Regions from separate parts of the Homo sapiens genome. Here regions 1 and 3 are each linked to region 2. Evidence: read pairs that join two places in POLR2A ChIA-PET (ENCODE). Cell type or tissue: PC-3. All regions are shown on one strand. Links, peaks and the distances in the headings refer to the core of each region. The heading gives the core; the rest is flanking DNA.

The links. ChIA-PET counts read pairs that join two places held together with the same protein. Peaks named below come from ENCODE experiments on the same cell type or tissue, not always from the same donor. Only the 100,000 strongest peaks of a DNase experiment are listed, where the experiment ranks them.
Region 1: POLR2A ChIA-PET joins it to region 2 with 6 read pairs; 2 of 35 experiments call an interaction of 5 or more read pairs at or near these places.
Region 3: POLR2A ChIA-PET joins it to region 2 with 8 read pairs; 1 of 35 experiments calls an interaction of 5 or more read pairs at or near these places.

Annotation. Positions count from the first base shown.
Region 1 is chr10:74,640,011-74,648,432 of GRCh38, forward strand. The region is part of intron 9 of ADK (adenosine kinase); the gene reads left to right. It also overlaps the pseudogene NDUFA8P1. Among named protein-coding and RNA genes, the nearest start is that of ADK-AS1, 110 kb to the left of the region's middle. In PC-3, for the core only: no CTCF peak of the experiment used is centred there; DNase peaks (open chromatin) are centred at 3,091 and 3,751; H3K4me3 peaks cover 483 bases; H3K27ac peaks cover 1,742 bases.
Region 2 is chr10:74,359,600-74,368,021 of GRCh38, forward strand. All of the region lies in intron 4 of ADK (adenosine kinase), which reads left to right. Among named protein-coding and RNA genes, the nearest start is that of ADK-AS1, 170 kb to the right of the region's middle. In PC-3, for the core only: no CTCF peak of the experiment used is centred there; a DNase peak (open chromatin) is centred at 4,832.
Region 3 is chr10:74,186,859-74,195,280 of GRCh38, forward strand. The region is part of intron 1 of ADK (adenosine kinase); the gene reads left to right. Among named protein-coding and RNA genes, the nearest start is that of ADK, 40 kb to the left of the region's middle. RefSeq lists an enhancer at 3,352-3,411. In PC-3, for the core only: no CTCF peak of the experiment used is centred there; a DNase peak (open chromatin) is centred at 3,353; H3K4me3 peaks cover 2,098 bases; H3K27ac peaks cover 3,429 bases.

The DNA of each region.
Region 1 (8,422 bases), core at 1,187-6,186, 280 kb after region 2:
ACAAACATATACATTCAGCAACCCTAAAGTAGCATAGACTACTACTGGCTGAAGCTCTGGGGTTTTATTAGTACAGTGATGACTTAATTAACAAATCCTCTTTGAACAAAGCCTCTTCACTCAAGACTGGCCTTGGTGCAGTAGGCATGAGAGAAGGACCAGTTTTCTCTGAGCTAGATCGGTAGCAGCAGGGACTAATGAGGCAGGGCCTTGAAAGTGGCTCTCTCTCAGATCTAACTCCTCAGGGACTGGCTAAAGCTGAAGCTGAGGGTACTGGTGCACTCCTGGGACCTACACAGCCTGGTTACCCAGGTGTTGAAAAAACAGTTTCTGTGCCAACACCATATGTGGCTTTTAAGAGACTCGGCAGGACTCTTGCTTTAGGCAGAGCATTCCTTGTGTGGAATGAGTAAGCTGGAAAATAACAAAGAGGGAATCCCATGTGCTAGGAAGCTTCCTCTTGTCTTCTGTGTGCTCCGTGTACTGCTTTTTCAATTCTCTGGGCCTTATTTTGTTCAACTATAAAGTAAAAGGAGTAGCTAAAAAATCTCTAATATATCTTTCAGTTCTAATAGACTACATGTTTAAATCAGGAATCGGCAAACTTTTTATAAAGGGTCAAATAGTAATTATTTTCTGCTTTGCAGGGCATACTACCTCCATTGCAAGTGCTCAACTCTCCCTCTGTAGCGTGAAAACAGCTGTATATAAACAAATGGGTGTGGCTGTATTCCAATAAAACTCTATTTATAAAAATAGGCAGCTAGCCAGATTTGGCCCACAGGCCATATTTTAACAAGCCCAGGTCTAGATGTTAATGTAATGGGAATGTCATATTAAGAGAATTATTTGATGAATAGGATATAATTCTTATTTCATAGAGACCATTCTCTCAGACTTTTTATTTTTAAAGCGTAGGCAAATATAAAATATTATTTCACTGTCAGGATGTAATACCATGGGAAAAAGATTAAAAATACTCTGGCACCAAACTGTTGTAGTAAATTATCTGAAATAGAGCCTTTGACTTCCCAATTAAGGAAGAAAATGGTGTCTGCAACACCTGTGACTGGGTTATTTTAAGTCTTCAAAAGTTAGGGGCCTAGTAGAAGAGAGTCTCAAGGGCTTGTTCATTTTCTTTCTCATCAAATGGGCCAAATCATGCTTTTCATAGTAGAAGGTAGGCTGTGGACCCTTTACTATTTTATTTTTAAATATTTCTCTTGGCTAGGCATAATGGCCCATGCCTAAAATCCCAGGCTGAGGCAGAAGGATCCCTTGAGCCCAGGAGTTTGAGACCACCCTGGGCAACATAGCAAGACCCCGTCTCTACTAAAAAAAATAACTTTTTAAAAATTAAAAATAAATAAATAATTTTTTGGTGGTCCAGAAAGGGGCAGCTGCCATGCTTTGCAGGTTTCAGATCCCCATCTATCTTGGGTTGGGTTTCTATCTTGGTCTTAAGTTATCAGTATTCTAATATGGAGATAAGTCTGCCTTCACTTTGGAGACCTTTGTTAGTTCTTCCATGTCAGGCTTCAGCTAGTATAGTTTGTCTAATGCATTTATATAAAACTTGTTTCCAACAATGAAAAAGCAATTACAGGTTGGGATATGTAATTCAGGCCCATTACTACATAAAAGGATCAGCACAGTGGTACTTTATCTGACTAGGGAAGTCTAAAATATTCTTGTTGGCCAGCTTGCTTTCACATAAGCACTGTTCGGGATCTTTTCTAAGTTGCAGAACATGAATTCCTTATTGGCCTATCCCACTAGCCACAGCTGTGAGCACAACAGAACTGACACATACCTGGTAATTATACCTTATCTAAAGTGAACAGGGCCACCTTCCCAGCATAGTGACAGCTATAGCCCTTAATCTAATGCAGTGGTTCTCAAAGTATAGACTCACTGGGGGTGCCCTTTCTGAGGCTCTTTCAAGGAATCTCTTCTATGAAATCAAAACTACTTCACAGTAATTCAAATATATTATTTGCCTTTTTGACTCTCAATGACAGTAGAGTTTTCCAGAGACTACATAATGTATGATATCACAACAGATTGAATACTGAAGCAAATGTTAAGAATCCAGCTGACTTCTGTTAACCAGATATTAAAGAGATTAGCAAAAACTTAAATGTCATACTCTCTACTAATATTTTTGTTTGGAATATATAGTTATTCTTATGAAAATATGTTAAAATGTAGGTTTATTCAGAAATTTTCTGAGATCATTTTATTTTCTAATACAGTAAATATTAATAAATATGACTCACACAAAATCTATTTGGAGTCCTCAATTTTTTTTTCTTTTTTTTCCTGGCTTACATTTTTTGATGCACTCAATTTTTTTTTTTTTTTTTTTAATTTAAAAAGAGACAGGGTCTCACTATGTTGCCCAGGCTGGTTTCAAACTTCTGGGCTCAAGCAATCCTCCTGCCTTGGCTTCCCAAAGTACTGGTATTACAGGTATGAGCCAGTGCACCTGACCTCAATAATTTTTTAAGAGAAAAAGTTTGAGAACCCCTCCTCTAATGTAATACCCTTAGTTGCAATACTCTGATCTCATGGTTACTGATATCATCTTTACCATATTCCCTCTTATAAAATATTTACTAAAATTATCCCCAGAGATAACCCTTGTTAACAATTTAGTGATTACTTCTAGACATCTTTCTACTGAGTGCTTGCATTCACACATAATATATATACTTTTACATTTATTGGATCATACTGTGGTCTTTCAAAACTTATTCTCCTGAGTTTAATTTTTCTACCTGATCACTCTCTGAATTCTTATAAAATCTTAAGTTCTTTTTTTTTTTTTTTTTTTTTTTTAAGACAGGGTCTCACTCAGTCACTATCACCCAGGCTGGAGTGCAGTAGCATGATCATAGCTCACTGTAGCCTCAAACTCCTGGGTTCAAAGGATCCTCTTACCTCAGCCTCCTAAGTAGCTAGGACTACAGGTGTGTGCCACCATATCTGGCTAACTTTTTTTATTTTTAGTGGAGACAGGCATCTCACTATGTTGCTCAGGCTGGTCTCAAATTCCTGGCCTCAAGCAATCCACCCACCTCAGCCTCCTAAAGTGCTGGGATTACAGGCATGACTCACCATGCTTAGCCTAAATCCTAAGGTCTTAAAATTGAAAGGGACAGAGGGGTCATCTTATCTCATTCCCAACTCAAGTCAGAAACCCTCTCTAAAACATTCACAACCTGAGAGGTCCATTTAATTTGGTTTTATAAACCCTAAATTGTTAGAAACTTTTTCCTTCTCTTGGACATAAATTTGCCTTCTTGATCACTTTTACCCATAGGTTCTAGTTCTACTTTGGGAAACTATATAGAATGCATCTTATCTGTCTTCACTGGGCTTCATTGTGGGTATTTTCTTCTGTTCTATCTTCCAGTTCACTAATTCTTTTTTAAGTTGTGTCTAAGCTTCTATTAAAACTATCCACTAAATTTTTACTTTCAATTTCCATTTAAACCTGTTGTATTCTAGTCCTCTGTTAAAATTCTCGATTTTATCTTTAACTCTTGCTATTTCAAAGTTTCTGTTTGTTAAGTTCAATATCTGGAACTGCTTTATTAAGCTGTAATTTCTGCTGGTTTTAATTTCCTGCTTGCCTCTTTGTATTACTGTTTATTTTTTATTGTGGGTGATATGTTGTATTTGCAAAATTGCTTATAGAAATAATTTGAAGTATAGGATGATTCATGTTTGCTTTTGGCAGGCATGGGGACATTGGCACACTATATTTATCTTCATCTAAGTTTAAAGATTTAGATGATTAGAGGCTAAGCTACAATCCCTTGTCTAGGTCTTTCTACTGCCTGTTCACACACCCTTAATCCTTTTGATTCCCACCCTGAGATAAGGAGATTTTAACTAGGCCCATTACTCTTGACAGACTGGGTTCCAGACTTTGTCCTCCTAGCATCAAACACCAGACTCACTTCTCTGGGTTTCTATCATCCTCTGTATTATAGCCTGGTAATTCTTCATTCTTTTGTTAGGACTTCAATGCCTTCAAACAGATTTTTTAAAAATATGTCCAGATGTTCTAATTCTTGATAAGACAGTTGGTCTGAATTACCTAGGCTGCCATTAGTACCTGCAACCTACTTTAATCCGTATTAATATTTTTCTGTCCTTCTGGATTGCTTGGGAAACTGTTAAAGAGCAGGAATAACCCTGACCAGGCATCTGTACCACATTCAACCAGATGCTCTGTAAGAGCTCCTCTTGAAGGTTTAATCTGATATTAATCAGATAGGAAGTACAGTTCTTATGAACAGATTCAGTCTTCCCACAGGGATGAGTTCAGTTAAGAGGGGCAATGGATACGGTGTACAGTGGCCCCATTTTCCTTTATGTTTATATTCTAGTCTTGTAATAAAACTAATGCTCAGAATGAAAGGTCTCAATTTAGGATTTAAACCAAGTATAAACAAAAAGTTAAAACAAGCTATTGTTCAAACTTTGACTTAAGTGAAAGAATTGGTTTTTTTATTTGTTTGTTTATTTTTGAGGCAGGGTCTTGCTCTGCCACCCAGGCTGGAGTTCAGGGATGCAATCATAGATCACTGTAACCTCGAACTCCTGGGCTGGAGCAGTGCTCCCGCCTCAGGCTCCTGAGTAGCTAGGAGAACAAGTGACACCACACCCAGCTAATTTTTTAATTTTTTTGTAGAGATGGGGCTTTGTATGTTGCCCAAGCTGGTCTTACCTTCTGGCCTCAAGTGATCCTCTTGCCTTGGCCTCCCAAAAGTGCTGGAATTGCAGACATGAGCCACCATACCCGGCCTGGTTTTATTTTAAAAAACACTTTTGCTGCCCTTCTGTAAAATGTTAATTATATGTATGCACATTTTCTTTTATCTGGTGCTTCTCTAAATTCCTTTAGCCCACGTCTTATCCAACTAGTCATGTGGGAATTTCCTCTTTGGGGAATTAAATATTTAATATTAACTTCTAGGTAGTACAGAGCAGCCCACTGTGTTTCACTTTTGTATTATTCCTTTGTTAGCACTAAGTTTTCTGTATCAGCTTGTCTAGAATTTTTGTTTCAAAATTGTATTCTTCTAATTTATTTGCAGTTTTTCTCTTCTAATTGTTTAATTGTCCATCCCCTACCCCCTGCCCCAAGGCAAATGTACTGTCTTTTATCCATATGTGCCCATAAATTCTAAACTCAAAGATTTCTGGTTCTCCCTTATATTTATGGTATTTTTCTACTTCTCTGTTCAGTATATTTTTGCAAGTGTTTCAGTTTTCTTCAGTGTTTGAGGTTCTCTAGTGTGTCATTTCATTTTCATGCATCAGAGTAATTCCTACCATTCTTATATGGAGTCTCTTACCTGATGATTTTTTAATTAGTAAAGTGCAATATTGAACAACATTGAAGATTTTATTTCTTAATCTAAAACATAATATTTATTTAATAATGAAATGGAAATATAGGTTTTGTGAAAGGGAGAAAGGTGTTTCTCTAAATATTATACCTGTGTCAAAAAGCTGCAAGTGCTACTACCACTGTTTTGTGACCCCTGAATGATTTCTGCTTTCTTTATATTAATACTTACTCTAATAGTAATTGAACTCCCAAAAAGATCACAAAGTCCCCAATTGCTAGCTTTATAAATACATTGATGTGTACCTTGTTTGATGAGATAAAAGCTTCAGTAAGTGATATCCCCACCTGTGTGGTTAATTTCAAAATATTGTTTGTCTAATACATTGTTGTCAGTGACAACTGAACAAGAACTTTTAGAAGCAGTTGGCTGTCCATTAATGGCAGATTTCAAGGCTATGCAAATTGTGCCAGTTCAGCCCTGCATTTTTTCGATATTATCATATCAATTGAGTCAGTTCAGAGTAGACAAAGCAAGGTTATGGGAACCACCTAGAGCATCATGCACCATTTAACATCAATGCAGCATACATGAACATCTGCAACTTCGATCTTATTAACAGAGGATAGAATGGAAGGCAGTAAACAGCTTTCTTCATCACTTAATTGCAAAATAGTATTTCCTAATGTTTGCATTGTTTATCAACACGAACTTCATCAATAATTGTATAATTATGGTTGCCTAGATCACAGTGCCCTCATGCATCTTGTCACTTATTATAGAGTGGTCTGAGTTTAATTTGAATTTGAACACATGATACAAGGATAATAATACAAGTTCCTTGAAATGTGAGTTGCATAATACAAAAATTTTGTGTAGTAGGAGAATGGCAAGTTATGATTCTTCAGTCACTTTGGGGATTAACACAAGGAAAAACAGGACTGAAAGGCAGTGAAAGATGAGGGGAAGCCACTAGTTAGATTCAAACATAGACCCATTGGACATGAGAGTAGGTTATGTTCCTTAGAATTAATCATGAGTAATTCGATGTTTGCTTTAGGCCCAAATTGAGCTGAATTAAAACAGGATTATTATGCTTAGGTCTTCCCTTCAGTCTCTGTAGTTAAAGAGAGAAAATGGCAGAAAACTACAAATATAGTGAGGAAAAAGCTATGGTGGCCAAAGTTAAAAATACCACATGCTGAGGAAAGCCTTGACATAGCTGCTCAGCCTTCATTGCTGTTGCTTTTGAAGCCTGATAATGCCACACTACTCCTAATTAGCAAATGTTAGTATTACAGTAAGCAATCAAGTGCAGTCTTCAGGCTTTGTGGCAGCAGTTTCGCAGTGCAAAATATTGAAGAAAAAATGAAGGAAAACAATATAAGCTCAGCCACAGTTATTGGTGTGGTCAGTGGGAGTTGTCTCACAAGAGAGCAGGAAAAGGAAAATGTGAAAAACAGTGGGTGCATTTAAAGCATGTAAGACAAGAGCTGGCTAGTCTGAAAAGTTTGTCTATTTTAATCATGAAAATCTCACATTTTTACTTAAATCCATTTTATATTTAAGGAAAAATCTAAGGCTTGTTCATGAAATTACACTTGAAATATTTTAATTTGTGGTTAGAGTCTCCTCCCCATCTCAAATTAAAAGGTATTAAATTGTATATTGAGTGAGCTCCGTTTGTACTCAGCTCTTCCCAATTAATAAACATAGTCATTTCCTTAAAAAAAAAAAACTCTAGAGTTAGAATGTTTTCTCTCACTAATTAGTCTGTATTTATGCCTTTAATAATTATCTGTTCATTTTCTAGCAGCAAATGTTTGTTCTCAGATTAAATTGGAGAAGGAAGGAAAAAAAAGATAGCTACCCACAGTATAGTATCCACAGACGATATAGAGTTATGTCCCTCTTTGTGTGGTTCTTGAGTATAATAGACATAACAGAAGCTTTCTTAATATGATAGTTAATCTATTATTTTCTGTATTTGGGGGATGCTAAGAACTGGTTTACTAGAGGTAATAGTTTGATCTGTAGTTATTTATGTTAAAATACTTTTTTAAAAGGTAATTACAGCTTCTACTATAAACTTGAAAAAGTTGGTCTAACTCTGTGCCGAATGAGCGGGGAGATATTACTATATACATACATATAAGTGTATATGCCTCTTACCTGAATACCTCAGGGAGCACACTTTTCTGAACCAGGGTTTTGTAATAAATGTGTGTACTACTAATTCTGACACATGTATAGTTCTCCTTTAAATAACTTGTATGCAAACGTTATTCAGAAACGTCTTCTAGGAGCTATTTATCAAAACTGCTATAATAATAACTTTGTCCTAATGAGTTTCAGTCTCTGTTTAGGGAGTAATCGATAAACTACAAATTAATGTTCCATAATTCACATTATAATGCACATATAATTATTTTGAGATGAGGCAAACCCTATGCATTTAATTTACAGCTATAATTAAGTAAGCTCATTTGATACTAATTAAGTAAGTCTAAAAGGATCATAGGTTTGTGTATTTAATTATCAAGGTACAATCAGCAACTAATTCCTTGAAAAGCTTTCCTATCTTCAGTTCAACACTGATCTCAGCCCACACTACAATTTATCTTCTTGCATCTTCAATAGATTAAAATGCATTGTGAATTGTGGAGAATCTACTTGGTAAGTTAGCTTCTTTATTTAAAAAGTATATATATGTATATATATATACACATACATAGGCTTAAGAATACAGAAATTCTATAATCTGGCAAAACTGTCCTTAAGAAGTGAAGGAGAAATTAAGACATTTCCAGATAAAAGATAAAGAGGTTTATTGCCAATAGACCTGTCCTACAAGAAATGCTAAAAGGGAATGCTTCAGGATTAAATGAAAGAATGCTAGACAGTAACTGAAAGCCATATGAAGAAATAAAGAACTCCTGTAAAGGTATCTATATAAGTAAATATAAAAACCAGTATTGCTGGTTTGTAACTCTTCTTTCATTCATGAAAGGAAAATGCCTAGGCCGGGCGCCGTGGCTCACACCTGTAATCCCAGC
Region 2 (8,422 bases), core at 2,362-7,361:
CTTGGGAGGCTGAAGCAGGAGGATCCTTTGGGCCCAGGTGGTCAAGGCTGCAGTGAGCTATAATCATGCCACTGCACTCTAGCCTGAGCAACAGAGAGAGATCTTATCTCTGTGTAAAAGAAAAAGAAGTGTAATTAAAGGAAAAAAACATTTTAACAACAGTCTTTCAATTCCAAAACATGGGATGTCTTTTTTTCCTTTTCTCTTCAGTTTCTTTCATCAGTGTTTTATAATTTTCCTTGTATAGATCTTTCATCTGCTTGGTTAAATTTATTTCCTGGTTATTTTATTTTTTTGTAGCTATTGTAAATGGTTTGCTTTCTTGATTTCTTTTTCAGGTTGGTTGCTCTTAGTGTATAGAAATTCTACTGACTTTTGTATGTCGATTTTGTATCTGACAACTTAATAAATTCACTTACCAGTTCTAATATAATATGGTCTAATTAATATATTAGACTAGAAGTATAAGATCTCTCCTGGAGAATGTTCCATGTACCGATGAGAAGAATGTGTATTCTGTGGCAGTTGGATGAAATGTTCTGTAAAGGTCTGTTAGGTTTATTTGGTCTAGAGTATAGTTTAGCTTCACTGTTTGAAGTTAAACACTGATGTTCTTACATTTCTTATAAGAACATTTTATGTTTCTTATGTATAAGAACACTGATGTTTTTATATTTCTAGTCTAATAATGTATTATTAAACTAAAAATATAAGATTTGTCCTGGAGAATGTTCCATGTCCTGATGAAAAGAATGTGTATTCTGTAGCAGTTGGATGAAATGTTCTGTAAATGTCTTAGGTTTATTTGGTCTAGAGTATAGTTTTTTACTTCAGTGTTTGTTGATTTTCTGTTGGGATGATCTGTCCATTGCCGAAAGTAGGAAATTGAAATCCCCTACTATTATTGTATTTATCTCTTGCTCTTGCTCTTATGTATTCACACTTGCTCTCTCTCATGCTCTCTCTCTCTCTCTTTCCCTTTGTATCTAATAATATTTGCTTTATATATTTGGGTACACCAATGTTGGGTGCATATATATTTACTATTGTTATATCCTTTTGCTGAATTGACCCCTTTATCATTATATTATGATCTCCTTTGTCCCTTTTTACAGTTTTTGACTTAAAGTCTATTTTGCCTAATGTAATTATAGGTATTCCTGCCCTTTTCTGGTTTTTATTTGAATAGAATATCTTTCTGCATCCCTTCACTTTCAGCATCTATGTGTCTTTATAGGTGAAATGAGTTTCTTGTAGGCAGCATGTATCTGGGTCTTGTTTTTAAAATCCATTCACCCACCCTGTGTCTTTATTTGGGTTTTATTTGAGATGGAGCCTCACTCTGTCCCCCATGCTGGAGTGCAGTGGTGTGATCTCGGCTCACTGCAACCTCCAACTCCCTGGTTCAAGCGATTCTTCTGCCTCAGCCTCCCAAGTAGCTGGGACTACAGGCGTGCACCACCATGCCTGGCTAATTTTTGTATTTTTAGTAGAGACGGTTTCACTATGTTGGCCAGGCTGGTCTCAAACTCCGGACCTCATGATCCACCCGCCTCGGCCTCCCAAAGTGTTGGGATTACAGGCGTGAGCCACTGCGCCCGGCCTATCCTGTGTCTTAATTGGAGCATTTAGTTCATTTATATTCAGTATTATTGATAGATAAGGTTTTACTACTCTTATTTTGTTACTTGTTTTCTAGTTGTTTTTAACTTTTCTTCTGCTTCTTTTCTTACTGTCTTTCTTTGTGGTTAGGTGATTTTCTCTTAAGAGTACATTTTAATTTATTGCTTTTTATCCATTTTTGCTCTGTGGTTACCAAGAGGCTTATAAATAAACATCCTGTAGTTATAGCAAGTATTTAAAACTGATAATCAACTTAACTTTGATTGGAAAAAAAACACACAAAAGTGAACATTAACTTCCTTCTCCCCCTTCATTTTGAATTTCTGATGTCACAGTTCACATTTTTATATTGCCTATCTTGTAACAAATTGTTGTAGTTATTATTTTTAATAGTTTTGTCTTTTAGTCGTCTTACTACAGATATTAGTGTTTTAAACACTGCAAATACAATATTAATATAACACTCATTTTAGTGTTTCTTCCAGTTTGAAGAAGTTTTTAAAGCATTTCTTATTGGACAAGTCTGATTATGGTAAATTCCCTCAGCTTTTGTTTGTCTAAGAAAGTCTTTATTTCTCCTTCAGTTTTGAAGGATAATTGTGCTGAGCACAGTAATCTTGGTTGACAGTTTCTTCTCCACCAGCATTCCAAATATATTCTTCCACATTTTCCTGGCTTATAAGGTTTCTGCTGATAAGTCTGCTACCAGGCATATTGGATCTTCCTTGCATGTTATTTACTTCTTTCCTTTCAGTGATTTCAGAAGTTTTTCTTTGTGCCTTTGACCTTTGTGAGTTTGATTATAATGTGTCCTAGAGTAGTCTTCTTTGTGTTTAATCTAATTAGTGATCTTTGACCTTAGTCTACCTGAATATTTATATCTTTTTTCAGGTATGGAAAGTTTTCTGTTATCATTTCCTTGTATAAGTTTTCTACCCCTTTGTCTTTCTCAGTCCTTCTTTGACTTCAGTAACCTGAATATTTGCCCTTTTGATGTTGTCCCATAGATTTTGTAAGCTTGCTTGCTTCCTTTTCTTTTTTTTTCTCTTCTCACCATATTTTTAATCATTTTTCTTTGAACTCACTGATTCTTTTATTTGGTTAATTCTGCTTCTGTTGCTCTCTATTGAGATTTTCGCTTCATTAATTTTTTTTTTTTAGTTGCAGGATTTCTGGTTTTTTAAAAAAGTTATTTGAGTCTCTTATATTTCTTTCATAATTTTCTGAATTGATTCTTCATGTTTTCTTTAAGTTCTTTGAGCTGTCTTCAAACAGGTATTTTGAATTTTTGGAGAGATCACATATCTCGGTCACTTTCAGGTTAGTCTGTGGTACCTTATTTTGTTCTTTTGGTGTGATGTATTTCCCTAAATGTTCTCAATGCTTTAGAAGTGTGATGATGTCTGAGCATTGAGGGATTTGTAATTTATTTTAGTCTTCCCAGCCTGGCTTTGTTTGTGCCTGTCCTTCTTCAAGAGGCCTTCCAGGGATTCTAAAGCTGACTTACTATTGCATTCTCTGAGCCTCTGACCAATTACAGCCATCTCAGCACTAGAGTATGCTTTAAGCCCAGGTTTTCTGAGTCCTGCAAGGGCACCAAGGTTGACACAGCTTTCTGGCCCAGATGGACCTCGGGAAGACCCAAGGGAGGTAGTTGGGCTGCCTGGGAATGCTGTCCAGACACCTGAAGCCAGAAGACTCTCCTAGTGGTCCTGATAGGTATGCCTCCCAACAAATCTCTGCACAGATGGGATAGGTCCCTGACTACAAAGAGAGTGGCTGGAGTTGAGACTGTGCGTCTTTGGAATCTACTGTGGAAAGGAGGCTGATTGGCTCACCTCATTGGCTCAGATTAGCATGCATCACCCAACAGGTCCCAGTATCTGGGCAGTTTCTTGACTGCAGCAAGAGGGCTTGGAGCCAAGACTGGGCCCCTTCAGTATCTACTATGGATATGCCTGTCACATGGATCCAGTTGGGCGTGTGTCTCCCAGCAAGTCCCTCCATAGATGGAATGATTCCCTGACTACAGCAGGAGAGGCTGGAGGTGTGACTGTGCCCCCTTGGGATTTGCTGTGGGACAGAGGATTGAGAGCCTGGTCTTGGCTCAGAGGGGTGTGCATCGCCCTGAATGTTCCTGCACATACAGGATATTTCCCCAACTGCAGTGAGACGAGCCAAAGCTGAAACTGCACCACCCTGGGATCTGCTGTTGGATGGAGGTTGATGTGCTTGTCATGTTGGCTCAGATGGGCGTATGTCTCCCAGCAGGTCTCTGCATAGACAGGAGGGTTCCCTAACAGCAGGAGGAGGGTCTGGATCTGAGACTGGACCCTCTCAGGATCTGCTGTGGGATGGTGGCTGGAGAACCTGGTCTGAGCATGCATCTCACCAGTAGACCCTGTAGACAAGATAGTTTCCTGGTTGCAGCAGGAAAGGCTGGAGCTGAGACTGGGCTCCCTCAGGATCTCCTGTGTTGCAGAATCTGGAGAGCCTGTCTTGTTTGCCCGGACAGATACCCCTCTTCCAGCAGATCTCTGCACAGAATTATTTTCAGACCACAGCAAGAAGGGTCAGAGCTGAGAATGGACCACCTGAGGATCTGCTGTGGGATGGAGGTTGGCGTGCCTGTCTCATTAGCTCAAATGGGCACCCATCTCCCAGCAGGTTCCTGTTTCTGCACAGATAGGATGCATCCCCTACTGCAGCAGGAGGAGCTGAGGCTGAGTCTGGGGCCTCCCTTGGGATCTGTGGCATGGAGTCTGGAGCCCCTTGTCTCATTGACTCAGAGACACACCCACAGGAGATAACTTTTCAACTTCTAGTAAGCAATCATTTGAATCATTAAGTATTTTTGGTGTATTATACATAACCACACTTAATTACAATTCATACCTGTACCTTCTTATTGCTACCCATATTTGAGGAATAGGTCTTTCCCTTCTTTCCTTCTATATTTAAAACCTTTTATCTATATTTTCTTCTCATGCCTTGAGTCTAATCTCAAACCTTGTTCTCTTCTTGATCTTTGCTAACTTTGTTGTAAATGTGCTCCTATCCCACTATTGAAACAAACAGGCAAACTCTCCAACATTCGCCTTATCTATCCTCATTTCAGCTGAATTTCTTGACAGTGTAGTTCACACTTCTTTATCTCTGATGCATTCAGCTGCTCTCACCACGTTTTTAAAATCCAGTGGGCACGAGTCACCCATGACCTTTTAGTTGCCAAATCCAGTGAACACTTTTCAGTTCTTGTCTGACTTATCTCTGGCATTTATCAGTGTTGACCTTACCATAACTCTGAAACTTTTCCTGTCTTGCTTAGCTTATGTGATACCTTTTCCCTCAGGTTTTTCTTCTTTTCTGGCTCCTCTTCTTCCTTTTCCACAGCTGGCAATTCCTACTCTTACAGCTCTTCTAATGTTTTCCTTTCCTTTCCTTTATCTTTAGGCAAAGGCTATGGTGTGTGTGTGTGTGTGTGTGTGTGTGTGTGTGTGTGTGTGTGTGTGTGTGTGTTCTAGCAACCTCTTTCAAATGAATTCCAATGGATTCTAACACTAAGCTGGAGTGTCAGGTACTACTTGTGATTTCTTCTCTTTTATCTTCCTGGGAGTTTTACAGAATCTACAGTAGTGATCACTACTTCCCACAGTCTTTTCCTGACACTTTCTTTCTCCCTTTCTCCAGTTTATTCACTTCTCTTTTAGATTACAGGACAATTTTCCTCTGTTCTCCGTACATCCAGCCTGGCTGTCCTCCAGTCTGTGTTCCATAGAGCTACTGAAAACCCTACTAAGAAACAAATTTTGTAATACCATTTCCTTACAATGCTTCAGTAATTAATGTTAACATTTAGGTTAAAAACAGCCTTATCATTAAGAAAACTTTTAAACTGATTTAAAATTTATATAATGTGAAATCATTTTAAAGTATACAATTCAGTGGCATTTACTGCATTCACAATGCTGCACAACCACAACCATAATTTCTAAATAATTCTAAGTTTTCATCACCCCAAAGGGAAACTCCATACCCATCAAGCAGTCATTTGTCATTCTCCCCTCCAGCTAGCCCCGTTCATCCATTAATCAGCTTTCTGTGTCCGTGGGTTTACCTATTCTGGAGGTTTCATATACATGAAATCATCACTATATGTGACCTTTTCTGTCTGGTCTTTTACTTAGAATAATGTCGTGGAGGTGCATCCCATTTTGTTGCATATATTAGCACTTCATTTTTTTGATTGAATAATGTTCCATTGTATAGCTATACCACATTTGTTATTCATTCATCAATTGATGGACATTCGAGTTGTTTCTGCCTTTTGAATGCCTGATTTTGATTCATTTTTGTAGAGTCCTTAGGTTTTCCTAAGTATAAGATCATTTCGTCTGGGAACAAGGCTAATTTAATTTCCTCTTTTTCAATTTGGATGCCCTTTATTTCTTTGTCTTACCTAAATGCTTTGGCTGATTCATTTTGGGCAAATACCTGGGAAGAGTGTTTAATTGCTGGGTCATATGGTAATTCTATATTTAACTTTTTAAGGAAATGCCAAACTGTCTACTACAACATCTACAATAAGATAAATTTTCACCAGCAACTTATGAGGGTTCCAGTTTGTGTACATCCTCACTAACTCTTGTTATTTTATTTTCCAGTTTTAAATACTATTAATATCTAACTCAGTGGGTATAAAGTTATATCTCATTGTATTTATGATTTGCCTTTTCCTAATGACTAATGATATTGTAAATGTTTTCATGTGCCTGTTGCCCATGCATACATCTTTTTGGGAGAAATGTATATTCAACTTACTTTCCCGTTTTTTATTTGAGTTTTATTTTTAACCAAGAAATACCTTTTAAGTGATCAGACCTGGAACCTTGCCAGGTTTAATGATTATCAAAGCAGAGCCATATTTTGACTTTTGATGTTATCTATTATTATAGTCTTGTTATTCATAATTACTTGAATATTATCAGCATCTCTAGATCCTTTGTAGTTAAAACATAGTAAAGTATTTTAAGTCTTTATACTAAAATAGTACGTCTTGAAAGTTTTAATATAGAACACTCTGCTTAGCATTTCTTTATAACCTAAAATGCAATTAATAAAAGGGTGTCATTTCCTCTGCCAATTAAGTAGCCTTCATTGGTTGATATTGAACAAATTGCTGATACTTATTTCTGTGATGTTTACTTTTTAAAAAAAATATTTTTTGCTTTCTTTTTAACACTTCCAAACAATTGCTAGGTTAATTTGTCAGTTGCAAATCTGAAATAAAATTGTTTTTAGCAGTCTTTCAAATAAAATTTTCGTTGAGACTAAAGAGATCCTGGATTACAATCAACATTTGTAGATATGTCATACATAGAGAACCAAAAAAAAATTATAAATCTGATATAAATATCAGTGTGCCATACAGGCATGGTGGCTCATGCCTGTAATCTCAGCATTTTGGGAGGCTGAGGCAGGTGGATCACTTGAGTCTAGGAGTTCGAGATTAGCCTGGGCAACATGGTGAAACCCCATCTCTATAAAAAATACAAAAATTAGCCAAGCATGGTGGTACACACCTGTAGTCCCAGCTGTTTGGGAGGCTGAGGTGGGCGGATTGTTTGAGCTTGGTAGGCAGAGGTTACAGTGAGCCAAGATTGTGCCTCTGCACTCCAGCCTAGGTAACAGAGCGAGACCCTGTCTCAGAAAGCAAAACAAAAACGCCCAAATATCAATGTGCTATGAAACCACACATTGTATGTGTTCATTCCCACAAATTGGAGCATTTTAAGAAGCGCTCTAAATTAGTTTATGTCTTGCTTTTCTTCTTATGTTCTGTAGATTCTTTAGTACTCCATAAGAAAAATTTGCTATAGAAAGCATAAAAACTGCAAATGCATTATATCCTCCATGAAACCAGCTTTAATTTAGTTGCTAAACCCTGATCATTGTTGCACTATACACTCAGAAAATGTATAGCAGTGACTATTTTGTAAATATGAAGAGTTCATATTCAGCACATTCAGCAATGGTTTATATCTAAAATGATTTTTGAAGAATGCTTTAAAAAACTTCTTTGCCTAGAGTCTTTAAAGCTGGCACTTTAAAACTATGTTTCATGGATTGTCAGTTGGAATGGACTTCAGGAGGTCCATAAGTCCATGAAATTACAGTTTTTTAACATGAATTTTTCTGAGGATACATGATTTTTATCATACTCTCAAAAGAATCTAAAACTCAAAAATGGTTAAGAGACACTTAAATAAAATGTTGATAAAGGCCATGGTCATTGATTCTCATTCTTCAGAAGCTTTGCATGTGTGAGTTTACCTACTCACTAAAATGTACTTGTAAATCCAAAACCAGTACTCGGTGCTTTTGCAGTCATTTGTAAACATATTTGGAGAAGCAAAAATTTTGAGTTACCTTATGTGTTCATTCCTCTCTGAGGTCAAAGAAGGTGATGGTTTGCCTTGTTTCAGCTGTCATACTGTAAACAAGTGTCCTTTTCAATGCGTATTTAGTGCCATATTAATCACATTTTTTGTTGTTGATTTTTCTGTTTAAAATGGTTCCCAAGCATAGTGCAGATATGCTGTCTAGTGTTTCTAAGCATAAGAAGGCTGTGATACACCTGAGAGAATAAAAATCTGTAATAGACAAACTTGGTTCAGGCATGAGTTACACTGCTGTTGACTGTGAGTTTATTGTTAATAAATCAAATATGAAGTATCAATATCTGTATAAATAGTTAAATATAATTATATATAGATGTAAATATAAATTGTTAAAATAC
Region 3 (8,422 bases), core at 1,101-6,100, 170 kb before region 2:
TATTGATGGGCTTTGGGTTATTTCCAGTTTTTGGTTACTATGAGTAAAGTTGCTATGAACATTTTTGTATATATCTTTATGTGGACTTGGGTAAATATCTAGGAGTGAAATTGCTGTGTACTAGGGTAGATTTATGTTTAACTTTAGAAACCACTAAACTTTTCCAAAATGGAAAATTTAACACTTTTTACATTCCCACCAGTTTTTTTTTTATGAGAGTTCAGTTTTCCACATTCTTCACAATGTTTGGCATTTTAAAATTTAGGCATTCTCCTGAGTGTGTACTTGTATTTCATCATGGTTTTTGTTTATATTTCCTTGATGGCTAATATGTGATTATTGGCCATTTGCTTATCTTTTATTTTGAAGTGTCAATTCATTTCTGAAATATTATCACTGAATAATATTTCATTGTATAGATATGCCACAATTTATCCATTTATCACTTGATAGATATTTGGATTATTTTCACTTTTGGGCTATTATGAACAATGGTGCTATAAACATTTATGTACAAGTTTTTATTAAACTTTTATGTGCAACCCTATTTTATTGGGTTGTCTTTTTGTTGCTGATTTGTAGGAGTTCTCTTTATATCTGAATGCAGGTTATTTGCCAGGTTTCTCAGATTTTACACGCACATACACACACACACACACTCTTTCTCTCTCTCTCTCTAAATATTTTCTCCTGGTCTGAGCTATGTTGTTGCATTTTCTTAATGCCTTTTGAGAGCAGAACTTTTAAGTTTTGAGCAAGTTGAATTTGTTGATTTATTTTATTTTATGGTATTACCTTTTCTGTTCTAAGAAGTCTTTCCTTACTCTCTGCTAGGCTTGTGAAACTATTCTCTCATGGTTTTTTTCTAGAAGCTTTATGTTTTTGTCTTTTGTATTTAGGCCTATGATCTATCTTAAACTACTCTTTTGCTATCATGTAAGGGTTTCTCAAAAGGATTTTCAATTAATTGATTAGATAGCTGTGGGTCTTTTCTTGGATTTGTTCTATTCTGTTGATTTATTTGTATCTTCTTATGTCAATGCCACACTGTCTTAATTATTGTAGCTTTATAAGATTGGTATTGTTACTTTAAATTTTGATAGAATTAATCAGTGCAGCCGTGTGGGCCTGGAGTGTTTTTGTGGGAAAAAGCAGAAGGTTTTAAATTAGTGTAATTACTTTTACAGGTTTAATTACTTTAGCTGATATATAAGCATTCAGGTTCTTCACTTTTTCCTGTGGCAGTTTTAAGAAGTTGAATTTTTAAATGAATTTATTCTCAATTGTTGAGTTGTTATAAAGTTCATAAAATTTCCTAATATTCTGTTATTGCCTGTATGAACTGCTGTATGTCTCCATTTGCATTCTTGATGTTGGTACTTCTTTTGAATTTTTGGATCAGTTTTGCTAGGGGTTTAGCAATTAATCTTTTCAAAAACCCAGATTTTGTTTTGTTGAATTTCTATTTTGGACATGTATTTTTAATTTTTTTTTTTTTTTTTTTTTTTGAGACGGGGTCTTGCTTTGTCACCCAGGCTGGAGTGCAGTGGCGCGATCTTGGCTCACTGCAAGCTCCGCCTCCCGGGTTCACACCATTCTCCTGCCTCAGCCTCCCGAGTAGCAGGGACTACCGGCACCCGCCACCACACCCGGCTAATTTTTTTTGTGTGTTTTTAGCAGAGACGGGGTTTCACCGTGTTAGCCAGGATGGTCTCCATCTCCTGACCTCGTGACCTGCCTGCCTCGGCCTCTCAAAGTGCTGGTATTAGGGGCATGAGCCACTGCGCCCGGCCACCTTGCTCTCCTCTTGTGGATTTGATTTGCTCTCTTTTTTCTACCTTTTTTGAGTTAGAAGTTTAGATTATTGTTTTTAAACCTTTCTTGTTTTCTAATGTGCATTTCATTTCATTCATTCATTCATACATTCATTCAGAGACGGAGTCTTGCTCTGTTGCCCAGGCTGGAGTGCAGTGGTACGATCTTCGTTTACTGCAACCTTCGCCTCCCAGGTTCAAGCGATTCTTCTGCCTCAGGCTCCCGAGTAGCTGGGACTATAGGCGTGCACCACCACGCCAGGCTGATTTTTGTATTTTTAGTAGAGACGGGGTTTTACCATGTTGGCCAGGCTGGTCTCTAACTCCTGACCTCGTGATCCGCCCACCTTGGCCCCCCAAAGTGCCACCGCTCCCAGCCACATTTCTTTCATTATTATTATTTTTTCTTTGCTAACCCCTAGTAGTCATTCTAATGTACATTTCTTATATAATTAACATTTTCTTCTAAGTACTCCTTTAGCTGCAGCATACAATTTCGATGTGTTCAATTCAAATTTCTATTTCCATTGTGATTTTTCTGGTCCACAGGTCATTTAGAAGTTTATTGTTTCTTAATATTTGGGGATTTTTTAGCTATTTTCAATTTTACATGGTGTTCAGGGAATGCGTTGTTGACATATTGTGTACATATCTGTACCATATATCTGTAAATGATAAGTTGTTTATCATTTTAATCCTTTGATAGCTACTGAGATTAGTTTTAAGGCCTACCCTGTGGTGGTCTGTTTTGGTGAATGTTACCTGTGTCTCTAATTCCGCTCTGCAATATTTTGAGGTTTTCAGTGTAGATATTTTATGTATCTTTTATTAAATACGGTGTATACTGCAGTTATTGAATTTAGTGTTCTATAATTTATCAATTAGGTCAGATAGTTTTATGTGTTTGTTACTATATAACTGAGATATAATTCAGCTACTGTAAAATGCACCACTTAAAAATTGCACAGCTCAGTAGTTTTCAGTATATTCACAAGGTTGTACAGCCATCGGCACTATTTAATTCCAGAACGTTTTTGTCCCCCAAAATGAAAACCCATACCCGTTAGCAGTTACTCTTCATGTCTCCCTAACCTCTAACCCCTGGCAACCACTAATCTACCTTGTCCCTACAAATTTGCCTATTCTGAACATTTCCTAAGTGGAATCATATAATATTTGGCCTTTTGTAGCTGGCTTTTTTTTTTAACTAAGTATGTTTTCAAAGTTCATACATGTTGTAGCGTGTATCAGTATTTCATTCTTTCTTATGACTGAAATAATATTTCATTGTATAGATATGCCCCAATTTATCCATTTATCACTTGAGAGATATATGGGTTATTTTCACTTTTGGGCTGCTATGAATAATGGTGCTATAAACATTCATCTACAAGTTTTTGTGGTGTTCTATTTTTCTATTTCCCCTAAGGGTAGAATTGCTGGGGCATGTGGTAATTTTATGTTTACTTTTTGAGCAACTGCCAAACTATTTTCCAAAGCGGCTGAATCACTTTATAATTTGCAACAGCAATGTATGAAGATTCCAGTTTCTCCACATTCTTGTCAATACTTGTTACTGTTCTAGTCTTCGCTGAGAGGCTCTGTGTGCTTGTTGGAGCACACTTTCAGCACTCAACCAGGCTTTCAGTTCATCCATAGCCTTGACTTCCTGTTTTGCCGAGCTTCATGCTCAGTCAGTGGTGATTGCTTAGGGCCTTCTCAGGTCTTTCTTGAGTATGCCCATAGGCCTGGGCACACTGTTTTCATCTTCCAGGGTCTTAGGAATTTCAGAACTTTTCAAAACTCCCTATGGACATCTCATTCTCCTACTTTTCCTTTTGTGTTTTTTGGTTAGCTTGTTTGCCCCAGCTGCTTCAGGGAGCTGAAATGTTAAGCAATTGTAGCTGATTGTTTTTGACAAATAAATACCTTGGGGGAAAAGCCTGTTAGCAATGGGCAAGCTCTGAATCAGGTTAAATATTAGGAAGTCTTGGGAGTGGGGTTTTTCAGGGAATTGCTAGTCAGCTCAAATAATAACTGTACTCTGAAAATGGGACTTTGAAGGAACTCTAGCCCTGTTCTGTCACCTCCACTGGCTGCTAGGCTCCAGGATTCCACAGATTGTGGTTTGCTGCTTTTCAGGGCTAGCCTGGAGCTGGGAAGAGGGGCATGGGAATAAGGCATGTTAAAATGCCACAAAGCTTGCTATTCTTACTGAGATGCAGCCATCTTTTTTTGAATAAATGCTCCTTGGATTGTTGCAAACTTTTTGGTTAATATTCAGAGTTCTGAAAAAGGCTATTTTTGACTTTTTTTTTTTTTTTTTGAGATGCAGTCTTGCATTGTCGCCCAGGCTGAAGTGCAATGGTGTAATTTTGGCTCACTGCAACCTCTGCCTCCCAGGTTCAAACGATTCCCCTGCTTCAGCCTCTGGAGTATCTGGGATTATAGGCACCTGCCACCATGCCCAGCTAATTTTTGTATTTTTAGTAGCGACGGGGTTTCACCAGGTTGGCCAGGCTGGTCTCGAACTCCTGACCTTGTGATCTGCCCGCCTTGGCCTTCCAAAGTGCTGGGATTACAGGTGTGAGCCACTATGCCCGGCCCAAGTCTTGACATTTTTTTGCCAGTGTTCTTGTTGGTTTTATGGAAGAGAGGATTTTTGGAGGTCCTTACTCTGCCATTCCCAATGATGTCACCCAATTTGTTTTTTAAGCATTAAAAAAAATTATTTTAAAATATAAAGACAGGGTCTCACTATGTCAATTAAAAAGACAGGGTCTCGCCCAGGCTGGTCTCGAACTCTTGGGCTCAAGTGATTGTCCTGCCTTGGCCTCCCAAAGTGCTGAGACTACAGGTGTGAGCCACCACACCTGGCCTAAACATTTTTAATATATCTGTTTTTATATCCTGTTCCTCCCTTTTCTTTTGAAATACAACTCACAGAAATTGCAAAAATAGTACAGAAAGTTCCTGTGCACCATTCACTCAACTTCCCCCAATGATATATCTTTTATAACTATAGTGTGTTACCAAAACCAGGAAGCTGATTTCGGTGTTATACAATAGTATTAAATTAACTATAGACGTTATTAGAATTTCACGGGTTTTTGTATATACTGTTTTTAATTGAGGAGGTGGTGGTGTATAGTTCTATAAAGTTTTATCATGTCCAGATTCATGTAGCTATTACCACATTCAGGGTATTAAACTATTCTGTTACCACAAAGAAATTTCTTCATATTATTTCTTTATGGTTATGCTTTTCTCTGAACCCTAACCCCTGGCAACTACTGATCTGATTTCCATCACTGTAATTTTGTAACTTCGAGAGTGTTATATAAATGGAATCATATAGTAGGTAACCCGTAGATACGGCTTTTTTCTCACTTAGCACAATGCCTTTGAGATCCGTTTAAGTTGTTGTGTGTGTCATAGTTCATTCCTTTTTATTGTTTCTCTTTTATGGGTGTACCATAGTTTGTTTACCTATTTACTTGTTGAAGGACATTTATTATGTTTCCAGATTTTTACCATTTTTTTTTCTTTTTCTTTCTTTTATTTGTTTTTTTTGAGACAGAGTCTTGCTCTGTCACCCAGGCTGGAGTGCAGTGCCGCGATCTTGGCTCACCACAACCTCCGCCTCCCGGGTTCAAGTGATTTTTCTGCCTCAGCCTCCTGAGTAGCTGGGATTACAGGCGCACACTACCACACCCAGCTAATTTTTCTGTTTTTAGTAGAAGCAAGTTTTCACTATGTTGGTCAGGCTAGTCTCGAACTCCTGACCTTGTGATCCGCCCGCCTCGGCCTCCCAAAGTGCTGGGATTACAGGCGTGAGCCACTGCACCTGGCCCATTTTTTTTTTTTTTCAAACAGATATGGTTTTGCTCTCTCTGTCACTCAGGCCAGAGTGTATTGGCATGATCATTGCACACTACAGTCCTCCTGGGCTTAAAGAATTCTCCCACCTCAGCTTCCTGAGGAACTAGGAGTAGAGACATGCACAACTGCACCCAGCTAGTAATTTTAATTTTTGTAGAGATGAGGTCTTACTATGTTGCCCAGGCTGGTCTTGAGCTCTGGCCTCAAGTGATCCTCCTACCTCAGCCTCCCAAAGTGCTGGGATTACAGGTGTGAGCCACCATGGCTGGCCTAGTGTTTTACAAATAAATCTGTTAGGAACATTTGTGTACAGATTTCTCTGTGTACTTAAGTTTTTCTTCCTCTGGGATAAATGCTGTGTAGTGTGATTCTTTAATTTTTGGTGTGTCTGCCTGTTTTACTAATTACTGAAAGAAGGGTGCTAAACTAAGATTATGTATTTGCCTATTTCTTTTGTTTCTAAGTTTTTAAAAAAGTATTTTGAAGCCATTTTATTTGGTGTGTACATATTTTGTATTGTTACCTTTAGCATTTCTTTTCTTGATGATTTGACCTATTTTCATGAAATCCCTTTGTATCTGGTGATACTCTGTATTTTAAAGCTTACCTTGTCTGTGTCTTAATATAGCCACTGTATAGTGTCTATATAGTGTCTTAATATAGCCACTGTAATTTATGATTAGTGTTTTCTTTTTTTTTCTTTTTTTTATTATACTTTAAGTTTTAAGGTACATGTGCACAACATGCAGGTTTGTTACATATGTATACATGTGCCATGTTGGTGTGCTGCACCCATTAACTCGTCATTTAACATTAGGTATATCTCCTAATGCTATCCCTCCCTCCTCCCGCCTCCCCCCACCCCAGTGTGATTAGTGTTTTCATGGTGTGTCTTTTTGCTAACTTTTTATTTTCAAAACTTCTTTGTCTTTATAAAAGTGTATCTTGTGCTAGGCATGCTGGCTCATGCCTGTAATCCTAGAACCTAGGGAGGCTGAGGCAGAAGTATAGCTTGAGCCCAAGAGTTTGAGATGAGCCTGGGCAACAGAGGGAGACCCAGTCTCTATTAAAAAGAAAAAAATTAACTGGGTATGGTGGCTATAGTCCCAACTTATTGGGAGGCTGAGGTGGGAGAGCTTGGGAGGTTGAGCCTGCAGTGAGCTGTGATTGCACCACTGCCCTCCAGCCTGGGCAACAGAACAGGAGCCTGTCTCAAAAAAAGAAAGAAACAAAAGATCAGAACCTATAATCACAGAATCACTGAAAACCCATGGAATTATCATATGCTAGCCATTGGGAATACAAATGTAAATGAGATTTCAAAAAAATCTTTACCCTTTGTTGTCTAGGTGGTTAAGATCAGTTGATTGAGATAAAGTTCAAAGCAACCCCTAAAATCAACTAAAAAGTTCATCAAAGGACTTTTAGAACTGAGCAGGAGGGAATGAATAAATCTTTGGGAGGGAGGGATGCAGTGCCTTGATATACAGTACCAGGAGCCATTTTCTACATTGTTAACAGCACTCTTGAGTGATGTTGGTGGCAGCTTGTATATCTTATGTGGAAGCCCTTGGGTAGGAGTCGATCAGGAAAAACTTCCCAAGACAGGTAGCATACAGGGAATTTTAAAAAGATGAATGGGAGTTTGCCAGGCAAAGGAAGCAGGAGAAGAACTTTACAAGCAGAGTCTTATTCAAAGAACAGTAAGGCATTATGATTAAAATAGTTTGTATATATTAGAATGGTGAGAGGTAAGGTTAAAGAATTACTGAATTTTGATTATCTTAGTGTGCACATTTCTTCCCATTTTAACAACTCTGAAATTGGCATACATCTTACAACTGATTGTGTTTTGCATCACCATTGGAAATTGGGATTATTTTATGAATAATGGCATCTTAGATATGATGAAATATGGTAAGTTTGAGTAGATTCAATGTCCTTTAAGTTATGCTTTTGGATTTTATCCTATTAATAATCAGAAGCTAGGTAGATTTTAAGTAGAAAAATATTATGTCTAGAATTGTTTAAAATAATATGATTTTGGTGATATTGTGCAGGATTTATTGTGGCTAAAACAATTGCTAACAATGTAGAAATTCAGGCAATGTCTGCAGAGGGCCTAGTGCTAGTGGGTGTATTGTGGGAAATCCAGGTACAGGAAGCGTTTGATAAAACCAAGATGATGTCGTTACTAGTAAGATGGGGCTAGTTGACGTAGAGAGAAGAGTCATATAAAGCTGAGGTTTCTGGATTTAAAGAGAAGATGACTGGTGTAACAGTTAAAGGCAGTCATTGTTAGTGTTTATTCTGGCATCATAATTAAATGTTTCTATTACTGAGAGGGCTAATCAACATTCAAACATTAATATATCAATAGCCAAGAAAAGATTTTCTCAGGAACTCTTACTGTAAAATATATGTCAGTATAAAATTTGTTGACTGTCCAATAAAATAATAATTATAGTGTAGGTTTATGTTGGCTGCAAGCCTAAATTATGAGACATTTATAAAATTACTGACCGCTCCCCCCCCCAAAAAAAAAAGATTGTTCAGAATCTCTCATCCTAGCATCCATTCCAAGAAAAAGATATTGCTAACATTTGGAATAAAAAGTAATCCCAGTACGGGTTAGTCATAGTTTTTGGCTATAGACTAAACCTCATCTTGTTCACATTCTAGTAGAACAAGATAAAAACAAATGCTTATTCATATAGTATGTTCAT